Regions from separate parts of the Mus musculus genome. Here region 2 is linked to region 1. Evidence: chromatin loops called from intact Hi-C (ENCODE). Cell type or tissue: gastrocnemius. All regions are shown on one strand.

The links. Peaks named below come from ENCODE experiments on the same cell type or tissue, not always from the same donor. Only the 100,000 strongest peaks of a DNase experiment are listed, where the experiment ranks them.
Region 2: it touches region 1 in a loop (5-fold over the local background); 12 of 42 quality-filtered maps call a loop at or near these places.

Annotation. Positions count from the first base shown.
Region 1 is chr19:32,383,449-32,391,448 of GRCm38, forward strand. Sgms1 (sphingomyelin synthase 1) reads right to left here and starts at 5,064. Exons shown (of 10, transcript NM_144792.5): 1 at 4,772-5,064. 2700046G09Rik (RIKEN cDNA 2700046G09 gene) reads left to right here and starts at 5,768. Exons shown (of 2, transcript NR_033198.1): 1 at 5,768-5,928; 2 at 6,257-7,736. In gastrocnemius, CTCF peaks have their summits at 3,209 and 4,081; DNase peaks (open chromatin) are centred at 3,288, 3,492, 4,347, 5,064 and 1 more place; H3K4me3 peaks cover 4,564 bases; H3K27ac peaks cover 5,533 bases.
Region 2 is chr19:32,165,730-32,173,729 of GRCm38, forward strand. All of the region lies in intron 5 of Sgms1 (sphingomyelin synthase 1), which reads right to left. Among named protein-coding and RNA genes, the nearest start is that of Asah2, 67 kb to the left of the region's middle. In gastrocnemius, a CTCF peak has its summit at 4,602 (motif pointing right); DNase peaks (open chromatin) are centred at 1,668, 4,353 and 4,627; H3K4me3 peaks cover 997 bases; H3K27ac peaks cover 6,272 bases.

The sequences.
Region 1 (8,000 bases):
ATTACAACTCTCGATAAATTGACGAAGTCTCATGTGTATGTGGAAACACGATACATAATCAAACCCGCCTCACCAAAACTATGACAGGATGCACTGTTTCATCAACGGCTTAGGAATCCTGTCTCACAAAATAAAAAAGGGGGAGGGGGGAAGAAACTCTAATGTGGGAGAGGGAATAGAGACTAAGAAGGGAGGAACACAAGACAAAATGAACAGCTGGTCCAAGAAACAGAATAACAACTAAATAACATTAAAACACCCCCATTCACTAAGGATCACATAGGTCCACATTAAAACAAAGGGAACTCATTAGCTAACCACAGACCACTGGTAAATTACAGAGGCGGTTGATGTCCAACACTACAGGGATGTGGGCATCATCCCTGAAACCAGCTTGGAAGTGCATAGCAGCTGAGGAGCTCTGAGAGTAAGTCACTCAGCCTGTGCTGGTACTCCGCAGCCACCCCGAGCAGGGTCCTGGATGGAGAGCCCTAGAACATCAGTTCCCCAACGGGCCCTTCCATCGTCAAAACACAGAGCAGCAGCTTCTGAGTTGAGGCTTTCTGATTCAGGAGGTCTAGACTCTGCATCGCTGGTAGGAAGTACGCTTCCAAAACTACCACCCTTAGGATCCTTTCGCAGACATCAGGAAGAGAGGGAAGCCAGCATTTCACTCAGTGTTGCCCTTGATAACAGGATGGAAATGAGTTATGCATCTATCACTAGCATGCACACAGACATACATATATACATATATGAATATGTGTGTATGTATGACTGCATACACACACACACACTAGGTGAATGAATATATATATATTATATATGCACACATATATAATATAGATAGATAGACATAGATATAGGTGTATAATCATACCCTACAGAGTACCAGACACCTTGCTATATAGAACAAGCACAGACTTACACAATACAACCTAATAAAACATTGAAAAAAATTCTGCCAACTCTCAGGAAATGTTGGAATGCTTCCAAGATAAATGGTTTTTGGAGGGTTTTAGTGCTTCCCTTTTGCAGTACTGCAAGTGGGACCCAGGGCCCTGTGCGTGCTGAGCAAGCACCCTACCCCTGATCCACAGCCTCCGCACCATTTATGCACATTGAAGACACATCAGTAACACAACATCTTTTGTTTTGTAGCCCTGATTGTCCTGGAACTCACTCTGTAGACCAGACTGGCCTCGAATTCAGAAATCCGCCTGCCTCTGCCTCCCGAGTGCTGGGATGAAAGGCCCGGCGTAACACAACATCTTTAACAACTATGCACACAGCGCCTGGACAAAATCTTCTCCGCCCCGTGAGAGAAGACTCCTCTTGCAGCAGAGGGAATGGAAGGAAATGGAGATGCCAACTACAGGCAAGGGGCTTTGTACAGTGAGAGGATCTGATGCCAAGAACTGACCATGTCTGAGAGGGGAAAAAAAAAAACACCTAAATTTTAAGTTCTCATTCATCTGCATTGACCTAAAAAAGCCACTTCCTCTAGCTGGCCACTGAGGCAGAGGGATTCTTCCTCAATTGTAGCATGAGGTAATTCAAGCCTCCAAAAAGCAACATTCCATCGAGGTTTTGTTTTGCCTTTGACAGATTAGAAAGAAGCTGGGGTTCTTGGCTTATGGCGAAGGAGGCGTGTGTCTACGTGTATGTGTCTCCCTTCTTTGCTTGTGTGTCTCTATCTGCGAATCTGTGTGTGTGAATGTTTGCATGTCTCCATCAGTGTTCGGTGTGTCTAGACGTTGAGATAAGACTCTGCATGGAGATAAAGCATTCTAGTGAACACCAAGCCACACCTGTTCACTAGCTCAATTCAGTTTTACTGAAACCAGAACTTATTGCCACAACTACAGAACCAAGCCATCTCCCTGGCCACAGGACCTGCCCTCTCTTCTCCTTCATTCATTCCCTGTCCCTCACACCAAACTAAACTGATTCCCCCCCCCCCAAAAAAAAAAACCTGACCTTTTTTTCTGATTGGGTACCCTAACTAAGGTGACCAAACTACAGCACAGCTAGTGGAATGGAGTACATTAGGAAGCAACAAATACACATTTATATTCTCTTTCCTTTTTCCTCCTTGCATGTATATTCTTGTTTGAACCAACAAGCCAAAATCTTTAACACCCATGCATACACCAAGAAAGTTCTGAAAAAAGACTGCTACCATCCGAAACACGCAAAGACACAGCCATCTGTACTCGGTCTCGGAAGAGCAACACTGGCCAGCGTGTTTGCTCAGTCCTTGGGCAGCTTTTACCTTCTCTACAGCAGTGTTTATCACTGGATGGCAAAGTCGGGAACCTACAGGTCTCCTGAAACGATTTGCAGGGAATGAGGTTTTATCAAAGAACATAGGATATCTGTCCGGAGCACATTTTAGTTAAAAACTAGCATCAAGTCCTCCTTTAGGTTTTTATGACTTGGCCCCAAAAGAGCGCCTTGACTCCAGCTCAAGAGAAGTGCCTGCCCCAAGCTGGAAATGAAAATGTGAACAAGTATCAAGCTCTTGATATAAAACTGAACCTATGGTCAACAAGGGGCAATTGCATCTTAGGAAAAAACACCAGGGTCTTTCAGTGCCCAACACACACAACGTACACAGACATTGCTGTGCATTCTTTATTCTAAAATTGTTCAGGAAAGAATCCCACTGATAGACATAAAAAAAAAGGAGAAATTCTAGTAATTCTAGTGCTCTTCTGTTATGAAAAACTTTTTAAAATATGAATAAGCATTTACTGAGCTACATACAGGTCAAGCATGCAAGACAGTAGAGTTCTCCGAGTAAGATGTTTTAAACAATGTGTGCCTTTAATAACTTAATATGTTGAATTAGTAGGTTTTTTTTTTAAGTTCCCTGGTATGTGAAGTAGTTCAATGTCAGTGACAAGTGGCAGAAAAGTATTTATTTTACTAACAATAAAAATGTTTGGTCTCTGAAGCAGAAACAGAAAGGGGTTCTCTGTACAGTAATTACCTGACTTGAACGGTTGTGGCGGCCATCTCCTGCTACCCAGCAGGTCTGTGATACAGACGTTAAAATGTGCTCCGTAGTTTAAAAGGAGCATTAAGGAAACCCAAAGGACCAGGGCATCCAGAAGGAAACAGGAAGCAAAACAAGAAGGAAGACTTGGTGCACATAAGAAGGCCACTCCGGGAGGTTTCCCCAAAGTTAGGTACCGCCAGCTGCGGGCACAGGCTCTGCAGCTTGCTTGCTGGCTTGCTTGGCCAAGGCAAGGCTTCAGAGCTGGAAACCTGCCACCTGCTGAATCACCAAACATCCCTGGGCTTCCCTTAAAAAAAAAAAAAAAAAAACTGACCACATCGGCACCCAACCCCAGCTGGCTTTTTCCTTGGACACTTAACACTCTGACCAATGAAACGCCTGGACATCCTCTCCCCTGCCTCCTCAGACCCAAACTGCCTCCCAAATCGAAGGCAACTTCCACCAGGATCAGACCTCATCAATCTCACTCCTTTCTGCTCCCTTGGCCCCCACCCCTGCTGATGTTCAGCCCCTAGTGCCAGAAGGCAAGGCGTAAGGAGTTGACAGACAGCACACCAAGACAGGCATTCACGACTTCCATAACCAGGTAGCCAACTAGAAACACCCCCAATCTGAAGAAGGTAAATTTCAGGAAAGCGATGACAGAAGGCAGGCCTCAGAACACTGAAAATAAACTTCCCGTCAGAAACCAGCCTTCTGTCTTTTTTATGTGTGTAGCGCTGAACTCGGTCCTGTCTGAAGGTGAAATGAAACATCCGAGAAGCACCTGCCCGGATTCTCTCAGCTCCCCAGGTCAATAGCATCCTCCACCCCGACTGTTAGCCCGGCAGTCAAAAAGGATCAAGCATTATCCAGAATCCGTTAGATGGACCAGGACACCGGGGCCACCAAAGGAAGACAGTTGGAGTGTGGGTTTAAAATCCGGGCAGAGGCAGCGCTGCTACCACTGATGTGCCCTTGACAAGTCGCCTATGATCACTCAGACCCCTCATTCTCTGGACGAACCGCGTCCAGAGCTACGCAGATGCCCCTGCAGGCCTTACCCTTTAACACCCCCACGCGGTGAGGACACGCGGGGTCTCAGAATAGTCGCGAGCCAGGGGCTGTTACACCGCCTGGGAAGGAAGGGGCTCGCTCCTCCGGGAAGGGGGGTCCCACCTGTTATGCCGTTGGGGGTCATCGAGGGGCCGTGCTGAAGGGAATCCCAAAGCCGCGGACTCTTGGCCCCGCTGCGATCAGGCCAGGAGGTACCAACTGTCACTCTGCCGCCCAGGGTTGTGGGGGTGGGGCTGTGATTTTGGGGGTCCACCCCTAAGCACTACGGGACCTCTGGCTGGCTTCCACCTGGAAAGGTCCTCAGTCCCGGGCTCTCAGGCCCCGCTACCGTCCGCTCGCCTCAATGTGACACCAGGCAGCCTTCCAGCCCGCACGCAGCACCTCGGAAAGGTGCCCACGGACGCCTCCTCCTTCCTCCCCGCCCAAGTTGGCGGGGGAGCCCCGCCGGCGGCCCGCCCCCTCGGAGCCGGGATCGCGGCCGCCAGAGCGCTCCCCCGCGCCCACCCCCACGAGCGGCCGCGGGGGACCGCACGCCAGGTACGCGCGACACCGCGCGGTATGCGCTCACGCCCCCTCGCCCCGGCTGCCCGCCCGCCGTCAACCGAGGTCAGGCCTGGCCCGAGAGACTCGGGTCAGATCCAGCCGCTCGCGACCCGGAGGCCGGCCCTCCACCCCCGCCCCGCGACTCACTTGCACGCGAGTCGTGGCAGCCGCCGGAATTCTTTCCACGCGCCGAGCCCCGCGCCGCGGAACGAAACCGGGGCAGGGCGGCGTGCGGACTCTGCACCCGATCCCGCTCTCCCGTCCGCGTGCCAGGCTCCCGGGACGAGCAGCCCGCCCGAACCGGCTCTCCCTGCTCCCGTCCAGCCGGCAGCCCGCCGCCGCTGCTCCGGCCGCCGCCGAGCTGGCGAGAAGGCTTCTGACTTGGAACCTCGGGCTGCCGAGCATGCCCAGTCCGCGGCGGAGCCGGGTCGGCTTCCCGCGCGACGCCAGTCCGTTCCTCCGGGTGTTCCCGGCGGCCAGGGGGCGGGGACCGCGGACGCTCGACCAGGGACCCAGCTGAGTCCCGCAGGACAGCTGGCCGTGGGGTGTGCTGGGGGTGGGGACGGGGGGGGGGGGGAGTCCTTTTTGTTTCTAGAAACGGGAACTGGAGATGCGGTTCCCTTTCGCCCCCACCACCCCCCAACCACGAGAAGAGAAAGATGGTGGGTTTCATCCTCCGGGATCAGAAGCCCTATTAGGAGCCAGCCCGAGAGTTGTGCGGCAAAAGGCGGCTAGAAGGTTGGGGACACAAACTCAGCCTTGGTGAAACTACCTACGGGGACAGCTGTTGGCGAACTACACTGGCATTTTCTTTCCCACCAAGCCCAAGAGCTGCGACACTTGTGACTCCCTTATGATTGATCATTTAAAATGGATGAACCTCAAACTCTTCGGGACATTTTTCCGAAGCTCTAATCCTTAAAACCACCATCTCCCCCCCCCCCCCCCCCCCAAATCAGGGGTCTGCAGGCTTCCTAAATCGCGCAGCCCCAGGCAGCGTGAAGGCCCAGGAGTTCTCGGGAAGAACCGGGCCCTCCCCCCTAGTCCGTCCGGGCCCCACCTCCCGCCGCCTCTCGGAGCTGCGGCGAAAACCTGGAGAGCGCCGCACCAGGGCCGGAGCACTGCGCATGCCCAATGGCCCCACGGGGTGCGGGTCGCCGGCAGATCTCCAGCTCGGGCAGTGGAACCCGGTACCAGGACGGTGATCTCGCGGCAGAGACAGCAGCCTCCAGTAGCTCCGGCCTTCTGGGCCGACCGCTCGTACCACCGTGGCATGGGTCGCCCGGGACGCGCTACCCTGCAGGGTCTGGTCTGGGGGCGGGGAGGGGGGAACGGCCGTGCCTGCGAGACACGTGACTGTCCGCGGAGCTCCGGGGCAGCCATCTTCAGCTCTCCGGGGCCGTAGACGAAGAAGGGTCCGGGATCCGGGCAGACTCTAGTCCATTTGCCTCCCCACCAGGCACAGGCCCCCGCCCTCACCTGCATGCAGTCCGCCAGTCTACAGCGGGGGTACAGCGAGGGTACTGCGACGCCGGTGACACCGGGAGGACCGGCTGTCTCCAGAGCCAGAACCTAACGGCTAAGAATTGGAGAGCCGCTCTCTTGGAGCTGATGGCTTCTGCTTTTCCCCAGGGGCGGAAGTTGGGAAGAGGAGTTCCCGTTCCTAAGGCGCTGGCATCGCTCCTCCTGCTGCTTCCCTGTTCTGACCCATTCCCGGCGACGGAGGATGAAGGTGGCGAAAGATGTTTGGACAGCCGTCGCTCTCCTCCATGCTTTTCTCCTGCTGCTGGTTAGCTTGGATGGTGATGGTGTCACCTGGGGTCCTGGAATCTCTGGGCCCGCATCCTCATTACCCGAGAATTCGTTAGAACGACACATTCACGACCACACCTAAACCTACAGAATCAGAAACGCCACTAGTGGGGTCGGTCCTGAAACCTGGTTAACAAGCTCCCAAGGTGAATCTGATGGCCGCTTTCCCTAAGCAGTAGAGACCCTTTTTCGTGTATGGTGCTGAAAATTTAGCGTCCTCTGTCCCCAAATACAGTGAAAAATCGGATTTAAAATGTGTCTGCTCCTGTGTGAGCTCTTAAAGGTCTTGTCCTCTCCTGCACCTCCGGCCTCTTCACCTTAGGACACTATGCTATCGCACTTCTCAGGGAGATAAGAAAGGGTGGCCTGACGCATACTGCTTTTAAATGACAACCCACTAACCTGCTCTATTTGAGTGTCAACCAAGAGCAAGGGAGTGGCTGAGATTATAGTAGCCCCGCTGGTTATTTTCATCAGTTTGCACCTAAGAGGGAAAAAAAGGAGGCTTGCTGTCTTGAAGTAAGTACTGGACAGCCGCTGGCTCTTTGCAGTGTTACTTTGCATTTGCTGTAACCAAGGTCAAAGCAAGCGAGCTGCTGCCTGGCAGGTCATGGAATCCAGACTTTAAAATTCTCCCTCCCCACCCCACACACACTTGTTACAAGTGTGTCCCAGGCATTAGAGTTAGTTTAGTTTTTCTTCCCCTCCCCCCTCCCTGTATCTTTGAAATGTTTTTTAGGAAAAAGAAAACATTTTTCTATGAAAGTTTTAGGAGTATTCCTAATACATGAAAAGGGCAGAGTATACAAGTATTTTATACTCCAAATTTCACTCCAATTTCAGAAAGTGGTTCTTAGAAAAGGCACACATAAAATATACATAACAGAGCTTTAAGTAAATATAGGGATGGTAATCTAGAGAGAAATCCTCGCCTTGAAAGTAACTTGAATGGCGTGGTCATAAGAGATGCTTCAGAGTTGGCATACTTTTAAGTCAGTCACTGTACAAAAAATAATAATAATCAAGATGAAATGTTCCTTTTCTAGTCCACTAAACCATGAAGAACCTTAACAGGAGGCTGGAGAGGTAGCTCAGCAGTTACGAGTACTTGCTGGTCTTGAAGAGAACCCTAGTTCAATTCCCAGCACCCCACTTTGCCATTGACAACCATCTGAAACTCTACTTCTTTGGAATCTGATGCCTTCTCTGGCTGCAGAGAACACCAGGCATGCAAGAGTTACACTATATATGCAGGCAGGCATAGCATCATATATGAAGTAATAAATGACTTTAAGAAACAAGAGAATTCTAACACTACTTCTTACCAAATCATAAGAAACATTCATTAAAAATGTTTAGGTTTCTCAAGTACGTGGACTAGTATGGATAATGTTGAAACAGTAAAAATGAGTCATCCCCAAGTCAGTGTCTGCCATGCTAAAAATAATACCAACAAACAAGTACAGAGACATAAACTTCACTCGCCAAAGTGACTACTTCAAAGTTGGTCATTTCTAACGATTAATAATCTAAGAGAAAAACGCACTTCTATCCCATTGACCTG
Region 2 (8,000 bases), 220 kb before region 1:
ACAATGTAGGCTGAAGGAGCAACATATTTATTTCTGTAGTCGGGGGCTTTAAGGACTCCTTTTGATGCTGTACCCTTTACACCGGTCTTTCTTTTCAACTGCTACTACATGCGGTGTTCACAATTCCACAATCCAGCTTTGGTTCACACATAAAAATCATCCCTTATGAAAGCACTCAGTTAAGTGTACGCTGACCTACTTAGCGGAGCTTCAGGGATGGCTGGCTTTAGAAAACGCACATCTCTGGCTTCTGGTCTACCCAGACTACTAAGACTTTGGCTCTGAGAAGTTTTGCATTTGGTGACATCTTCCAGTCTCCACTTGACCTTGTTTATTTAATAGTGTTTAATGCTTAGATTTCACACTATCTGTAGAGTGTTCTTTCTCTTGGCTGCCCTACAGTCCTACAGTTTATCTAATGGTCTCTCTTTTGAACTCTCTGCTCCCATAGATGCTTGAATGACCCTGAAATGTAGCAGCCCTCAATGTACCAGGGGGGAGCGACTTTTGGTTGGCAAAATTAAAGGATATAATGGCAAGAAAGCAGTCATGCAGCCGTGTACTATGAACAATGGTTCCCTTTACTTCAGAGAATCCCAATGCTAGCAGAGCCTACCCCAACCCAGACATTTCATGAAAGGGTATTTCCATAAATATTCAGTAATCAGAGATTCCAAGACATCATTTATCACAAAAATTAGAAATACATTAAAAATTCATTAAACAGGGCTGGGCAGCGGTGGCTCACACCTTTAATTCCAGCACTTGGGAGGAAGAGGCAAGGGGATTTCTGAGTTCAAGGCCAGTCTGGTCTACAGAGTGAGTTCCAGAACAGCCAGGGCGATACAGAGAAACCCTGTCTCGAAAAACCAAAAAAAAAAAAAAAAAAAAAAAACCCCAAACCAAAACCAAAACAAAACATTAAACAGCTGACTAAGTACCTAGTCAAGATTGTATCCCATTTCTATATTTATAGTGATATTTAGAGTTTTATGATGGGGACATCAGCTATAAAACATCAATTTTGCTAATATAAATGCATGATAAATACAATGGGATGAAAGTCCAGGCATTATTTGTTAAGTTCCTGTTGTCTCAGGATAACAGAATTATAAAATAATGGTCTGCTTTTTTTCCTCCCACTATTTTAAACTCTCTCTGATAAGCACATTTACTTTTGTCTGGAAGAGGAGAAAAAACAAACTTCTGTCGTCTTCTACGTATAATAGTTTTAAAACATGAAGGCCGCACTGTAAAGCTGAGGACACGCTTCCTGCTTCAGCCTTCGACAGAAACAGGAAATGGGCTTGATGACATAGCTAGACCCCATAAACAGAACCCCAAATCCTTCACATCAAAAAACAGTGCCACCAAGAGAGCCAATCCACCAACAAAGATAAAACTAAAGCCCCAATCTCCACGCATGACAAGACTCCAGGCTCAGGTATTTCCCGCTGTTTCAGAAAGAACCGCATCTGCCCACTTTTAGGCAGATACAAAATGGAATGGACCACTCGAAAATTCTTCCCCGGTTGTTATGATGGGAGACACTTTGCATAGCTGTCTGAAAACTCATCACTACAGTTTTCCTTGGGATTTGAGTCTTATAACCTACTTATAAAGCCTGAAGAGAATCACTTCCCACTCAACCAATCAGCTGCTCGTGCCCAGACCCAGCAGGACCCCTGTACAGTCTGCCTGTTAATCTGTCATTCTTGGATTTGGATTCAGTCTAGTGGCACTGGACATTGTCAGAGCATACCCAATGTTTCAAATTCCAGCAGTTCTCGTAAGAGCAGATGTGCACAGAGCTATTATCTTCCAATTCTCCATTCCCATCGCACTTCACCCTGTGCCTTTCCATTCTTTCTCTTAAAATTGAGAGCTCAGGGGGCTGGTAGATGGCTCAGTGGTTAAGAGCACTGACTGCTCTTCCGAAGGTCCTGAGTTCAAATCCCAGCAACCACATGGTGGCTCACAACTACCCGTAATGAGATCTGATGCCCTCTTCTGGTGTGTCAGAAGACAGCTATAGTGTACTTATTTATAATAATAAATAAATCTTTAAAAAAATTAAGACCTCAGATGTCTACGCATTGCGCCTCATTAGCTGAACATAAAAGCATGTGTGTGTAGCTCTGAATCTGTCTCAAAAGTAAACTGAGGCGGTAGAGAAAAAAGAAATACAGCTGGCTTAGGTTGTTTTAAAACGGAAGTGGGTTGGGAAGATAGTGTACTGCCAGTGGAGAGTGCTTACCTGGTATGTGTGAGGCCCTAACTTCAGTTCCCAGTGCCATAACAACCAAAGCCAAAGCGTGTTCTAAGGTAGCCATCTGGATATAGATAGTCATTCAAACAGCCTTCCAAGTAGCATGCAGGAGGAGAGCAGTTACGAGACCCAGGGAGTAAATGTAACAGGCCCGGGAAGGCTGAACTCAGACGGGGCAGCAAACAGCTGTTAGAGGGGAAGGCCCTGACCAGTTGTGCGTGTAATGCTGAGGGCCCCAGAGACACAGCTTTTCTCGTGTCTTAGGGTGGGTTTTTCTCACGATGCAGCTGTGCTCCTCTTAGTAACCCTCAAAAGCCCCATTGGTTCACCAAGGCGGACTCTGCGGCAAGCATTAGGTTTGTCACTGGTTCCCTTTTGGAGGTGAGCAGACTTCCTGGGTGCACATGCATTTGCTGTGGTTTTTATATCCTGCAGAAAAAGCTTCTCCCATAACACTGCCCAAGAAAATACAAAAATGAAAATAAAAGATATCTTTTAAAACTGTGTAGTGACTTCTGTGTAGAAATAATCACAGAAGGTTATATGCCCCAGAGCATAGTGGACTGCCAGGGCCAGGAAGCCAGGAGTGGGTAGGTTGGTGAGCAGGGGGAGCGGGGAAAGGATAGGGGAGTTTTCAGTGGGGAAACTAGGAAAGGGGATAACATTTGAAATATAAATAAAGAACATATCTAATTAAAAAGTCATAGAAACCACTCAAAAAAATTATCCCGGCACTTGGGGGGTTGAGGTAGATGGATCTCGTGAGTTTGAGGTTGTCCTGGTCTACACAGTGAGTTCCAGGAAAGCCAGAACTATATACTTGACAGACCTTGTCTCAGGGGAAAAAAACCCACAAAACAACAACAAGAACAACAACAACAACACCGGAAGTAGAAGGGGAACGATTTGTCAGTCTAAAAGGGTACACCAAGCATTCCAAACAGCAGCTGAACTAGCATCATACGTCACTATTATTTCATATTAAGGAAAGAACAAAGAAAAAAAACAGACAATGATCCATCCTGTTGTCAACTTGGTTGTGTTTTCCTCCACATCACTCCAGTCAACATTCAGGCCCTGCCTTGACCCCTCCTGTACCACAATCAGAACATTCACACTCGCTCTGTGTTACCGACATCCACAAGCCAAGCTGTGAGCTTACATCCTACTGCTACCCTGTAACAGGCAGTGGTGCCCCTTCAATGAGGGATAAACAGTGAGAATAATGTTACAGGTAATTAACAATTATCTTCCATCCGATAAGGATCCCTCTGGATTCCCTAAGGTGATGTCAAATATATCCTCCCCCCACCTTCTCTCACACAATATCAAAATGTCCTTAGAGATTAAATGTTTGATTTATAAAATACTTTTCTTTAAAGAACGTTTCTTTCTTCAAATATATTGTTTTGACTCTGAAGTATGGCTGTAAATGACCTATGAACTTTGGAAATCTGGTGCCATAATTAGCTCATTTGCCACAAACAGTAAAAGCAGCTATCTCAAAGCACACTTTGACTCTTTCTGCTGAAGACTACCATGTGTCAAAAGGTGATGCAGGCAGGCGGAGAATAATTTTCTAATTAATATAAAATCCTTTATATCCTATGTGTACAAAGTAAGTTTCCCTAGTCTACTGAGGAACAAAAATACCTACTGGTTGGTTATTTGAAACTCTTCCATTTCACTGAGGAAAGTCTACCACACCACACTTAACTTGACCCACGGAAGCCAACAAAGAACCTCATTTAGGGAACATGACCCTGGGGACTGACACCAGGTTTAAAATTAGCAGCAGCTCACAGGCCCAGATAGAAGAAATCAAGCTTAAGCATCTCTCCCAAAATACCCTTCTCGTGCTTCTTTGATAGCTAGTTAAGCTCAAACTATTTACAGACCAGGGACCATTTAAGGGGACTTCTGAATGAACGGCTCTTCAGGGCATGCTGTGGGCACCCATGGCACCACGGAAGCACCGTGTCCAGCTTGCCCCTCCTCTTCACTTCGTGGTCAAACGGGATGAAGGACTTCAGGGAAAGCAAGAACAGACCTCTCCCTCTGCACACCTACACAGCACCAGCTCTGGGGCCTTTCCAGGCAGCAAGTGTGCCAACTCCTAAAAATAAGCAACCATTCATTGGTTCTCTCCTATTAGCTGGGACTCTTTGGTTCTAAAATCTGGAAATCAAAACCATCTAATGCCCATTTTTCTGAACCCCTTTTTAACAGTTTTTAGAAACAAAAACAGAGACAAATAAGCTCCAAGTTCAGCTGAGATCCTTTCGCATGATGCAAAGTCTCCCCACAGCACAGAAATCAGGTTGCCAAGAGACTGCCTTTGAGCTAAGGTATGAGCCACCAGGGGGCAGCATAGCAGTAATGAGATGACAGGCTGCCCCAGGAGCCACCAGGTTTTTTTTTTTTTTTTTTTTTTTCCATTTTTTATTAGGTATTTCGCTCATTTACATTTGCAATGCTATACCAAAAGTCCCCCATAGCCACCCACCCCCTCTCCCTTACCCACCCACTCCCCTTTTATGGCCCTGGCGTTCCCCTGTACTGGGGCATATAAAGTTTGCGTGTCCAATGGGCCTCTCTTTCCAGTGATGGCCGACTAGGCCATCTTTTGATGCATATGCAGCTAGAGTCAAGAGCTCCGGGGTACTGGTTAGTTCATAATGTTGTTCCACCTATAGGGTTGCAGATCCCTTTAGCTTCTTTGGTACTTTCTCTAGCTCCTTCATTGGGGGCCATGTGATCCATCCAATAGCAGACTGTGAGCATCCACTTCTATGTTTGCTAGGCCCAGGCATACTCTGACAAGAGACAGCTATATCAGGGTCCTTTCAGCATAATCTTGCTAGTGTATGCAATGGTGTCAGCATTTGGAAGCTGATTATGGGATGGATCCCCGGATATGCTAGTGTCTACATGGTCCATCCTTTTATCTCAGCTCCAAACTTTGTCTCTGTAACTCCTTCCAAGGGTGTTTTGTTCCCACTTCTAAGGAGGGGCATAGTGTTCACACTTCAGTCTTCATTTTTCTTGAGTTTCATGTGTTTAGGAAATTGTATCTTATATCTTAAGCCACCAGGTTTTAAAGGACACGGAGTGTTCATTCCTCCCCAACAGGAGTTCAACCAGGTAGTAAAACTGCAAGACTTACAAGCTCTGTTTCCTGGGCCATCAACTGACACTCTCTTCCCAGTCCCTTTATGATTTTAACGTACATGTCATTAGCAATACAGTTCTTGTTATATAGCCGAGCTATCCTGCAATCTCACAAGACCATTTCTAGGACCCCAAGGAAGTATAAAAAGCCTAAATGACAGAGACCATCATTTCCTAGAGAGATTAGCCCTAAGAGGTTCATTGGAAATTCATCCTTGTCGTGTATAAAACTTTAGTAAGCTTTATCTCAGTACAATGAAATGAGACCATCAATGGTGATTACCAAATTACAATTAAATTATAAACATAGAAACTGTCAAACTCGTTAACAAAAAGTATGCTAAAATAATTTTAAATAGATACTATCTCAAGAAAGCATGGGTAGGCTGTTCTCCATTGGACAAAATAAGCTCTGTCCTCTTAGGAAGACCTACATGTCCATCACTACGGTGTGTTACACGGAAAGAACAGAAGTTCAAAGTAAGTATAAATGTTTTCTCGGGTCCACAAGTGTTTAAAGTCTCTACCAGTAACACAGACGGTACAATTATATAAATCATAGCTTTAAAGCTACAGGCAAAATACTCCAAAATAAAAAAATAAGCAATACATCACAGGATAAGATTTTTTTTCATGATATAGATCACAAACATGAACTGTTCTTCAGAATCTGATAAAGAGTTTAAATAAACAGGGCTTACAAATCTTCTAGTTCTATACATATATAAAACACATACCATGTATCGGGCTAGGGACACACACACACACACACACGTTCAATCTCATTAGCTAGAAACAATTACACAGTGGAAGACGTAATGCTTTGGTTATTGAGTTGGCAAAGATGAACCATCTAAACATGAGGCAGTGTTACCAAAGTCCCAGGTCTGTGCATTCCACGGCTGAGCAGGCCAGGAAACCATCCCTCACTTCCGTTTCAATCATGAAGGTTCGGGCACACTACTCTTCACCAGACTGGCCCCCGTGTTGTACCTGTGCAGAGCCCATGCCCCTCAAGCCCCCTCAAGCCCTGACTGTGACTCCTATCTTTGAAGTCGTGTTCTTAGAACAAAATGCATACTACATGGCTACATGTCGCATAAGCCCTTTCTGCTTTATGATGGCTGAGTCCCACCTCTATAATGGTGCTACCCTGGTCTGTTTCCAGTTATTGCTTCAGAACTGTGTGCAGACCATAATTACACCATTTCTTGCTTTTAAATCTGTTTGAACAGGGGCCTTAGTCACTGTTCTGTTGCTGTGAAGAGACACCATGCCCCAGACAGCTCTTATGAAAGAATGCATTCAATTGGTGGCTTGCTTACAGTTTCAGAGATTTGGTTCATTATTATCATGGCAGCTTGCATGCAAGGCACTGGGGCAATAGCAGAGACCTACATCCTAATCTGGAGGAAACACTGGGTGTGGCTTGGACTAAGGAAACCTCAGAGCCCACCCCAGAGACACACTTCCTCCAACAAGGCCACACCTTCTAACACTTTCAAATAGTACCACTCCCTGATGACTAAGCATTCGAATTTGAGCCTAAGGGGCCATTCTTATCCAGACCCCACAGTAGGAAAGGTAAAACGCTGAGCACTCAGGGCTTCTGTTTAAGGCTTGCTTACACCTTTAAAAATGCATTGTATTTCTTTATTATTTTGTGTGGTTTTGTGTAGGCATATGCACGTCATAGGTCTATGTGGAGATCAAAATACAACTTAGAGGTTTTCTTCTTCCACCCTGTGGTTTCTGGGGAATTGAATGTAGGTCCATCCGGCTTGGTGGGCAAGCGCCTTTACCCACTGGACTATGTTCTGGGCTTAAAAATGTATTTCCTTGCCGGGCTTGGTGGTGCACGCCTTTGATCCCAGCACTCGGGAGGCAGAGGCAGGCGGATTTCTGAGTTCGAGGCCAGCTTGGTCTACAGAGTGAGTTCCAGGACAGCCAGGGCTACACAGAGAAACCCTGTCTTGAAAAACAAACAAACAAAAAAAAACCAAAAAAACAAAAAACAAAAAACCAACCCCCCCCCAAAAAAACAAAAAATGTATTTCCTATTTCTTTTCCTTCTCCTCACCACTCCCTCTCCCCCTCTTCTTTTTAAGTGAGAGAGGTCTCAAGTAGCCCAGGTCCTATGTTGCCTGGGATGGCTTTGAACTTCGTAGCCACTGCCTCTACTTCTGGTCTGAGGGGATTACAGCCTTTGGCACCACACTCAATTTTTGATTTTTGGTTTGTTTTTCTTTTTTTGACTACTGCAGATTGAACCATGGCTTTGTATATGCTGGGCAAATGTTCTACCAACAAAGCTAAGCTCCTTCTCCAGAGAAAAAACACCCTTAATTTCTTAACTTTACAGAAGGAATTAAGCGTCCCACTGCTTTTCTGAAAGGAAAGGGCTCACAGAGGGACCCTGAGTTTTCATTCTTTATTAAAAGGGGACACAAAAACTGACATTACACAAAAAAATTATACATTATCTGAACAGCAATGAATTAAAAACTGAACACTGCAGTTTATCTAACCGTATGAATACTTATCTTTTATAGAAAATGAA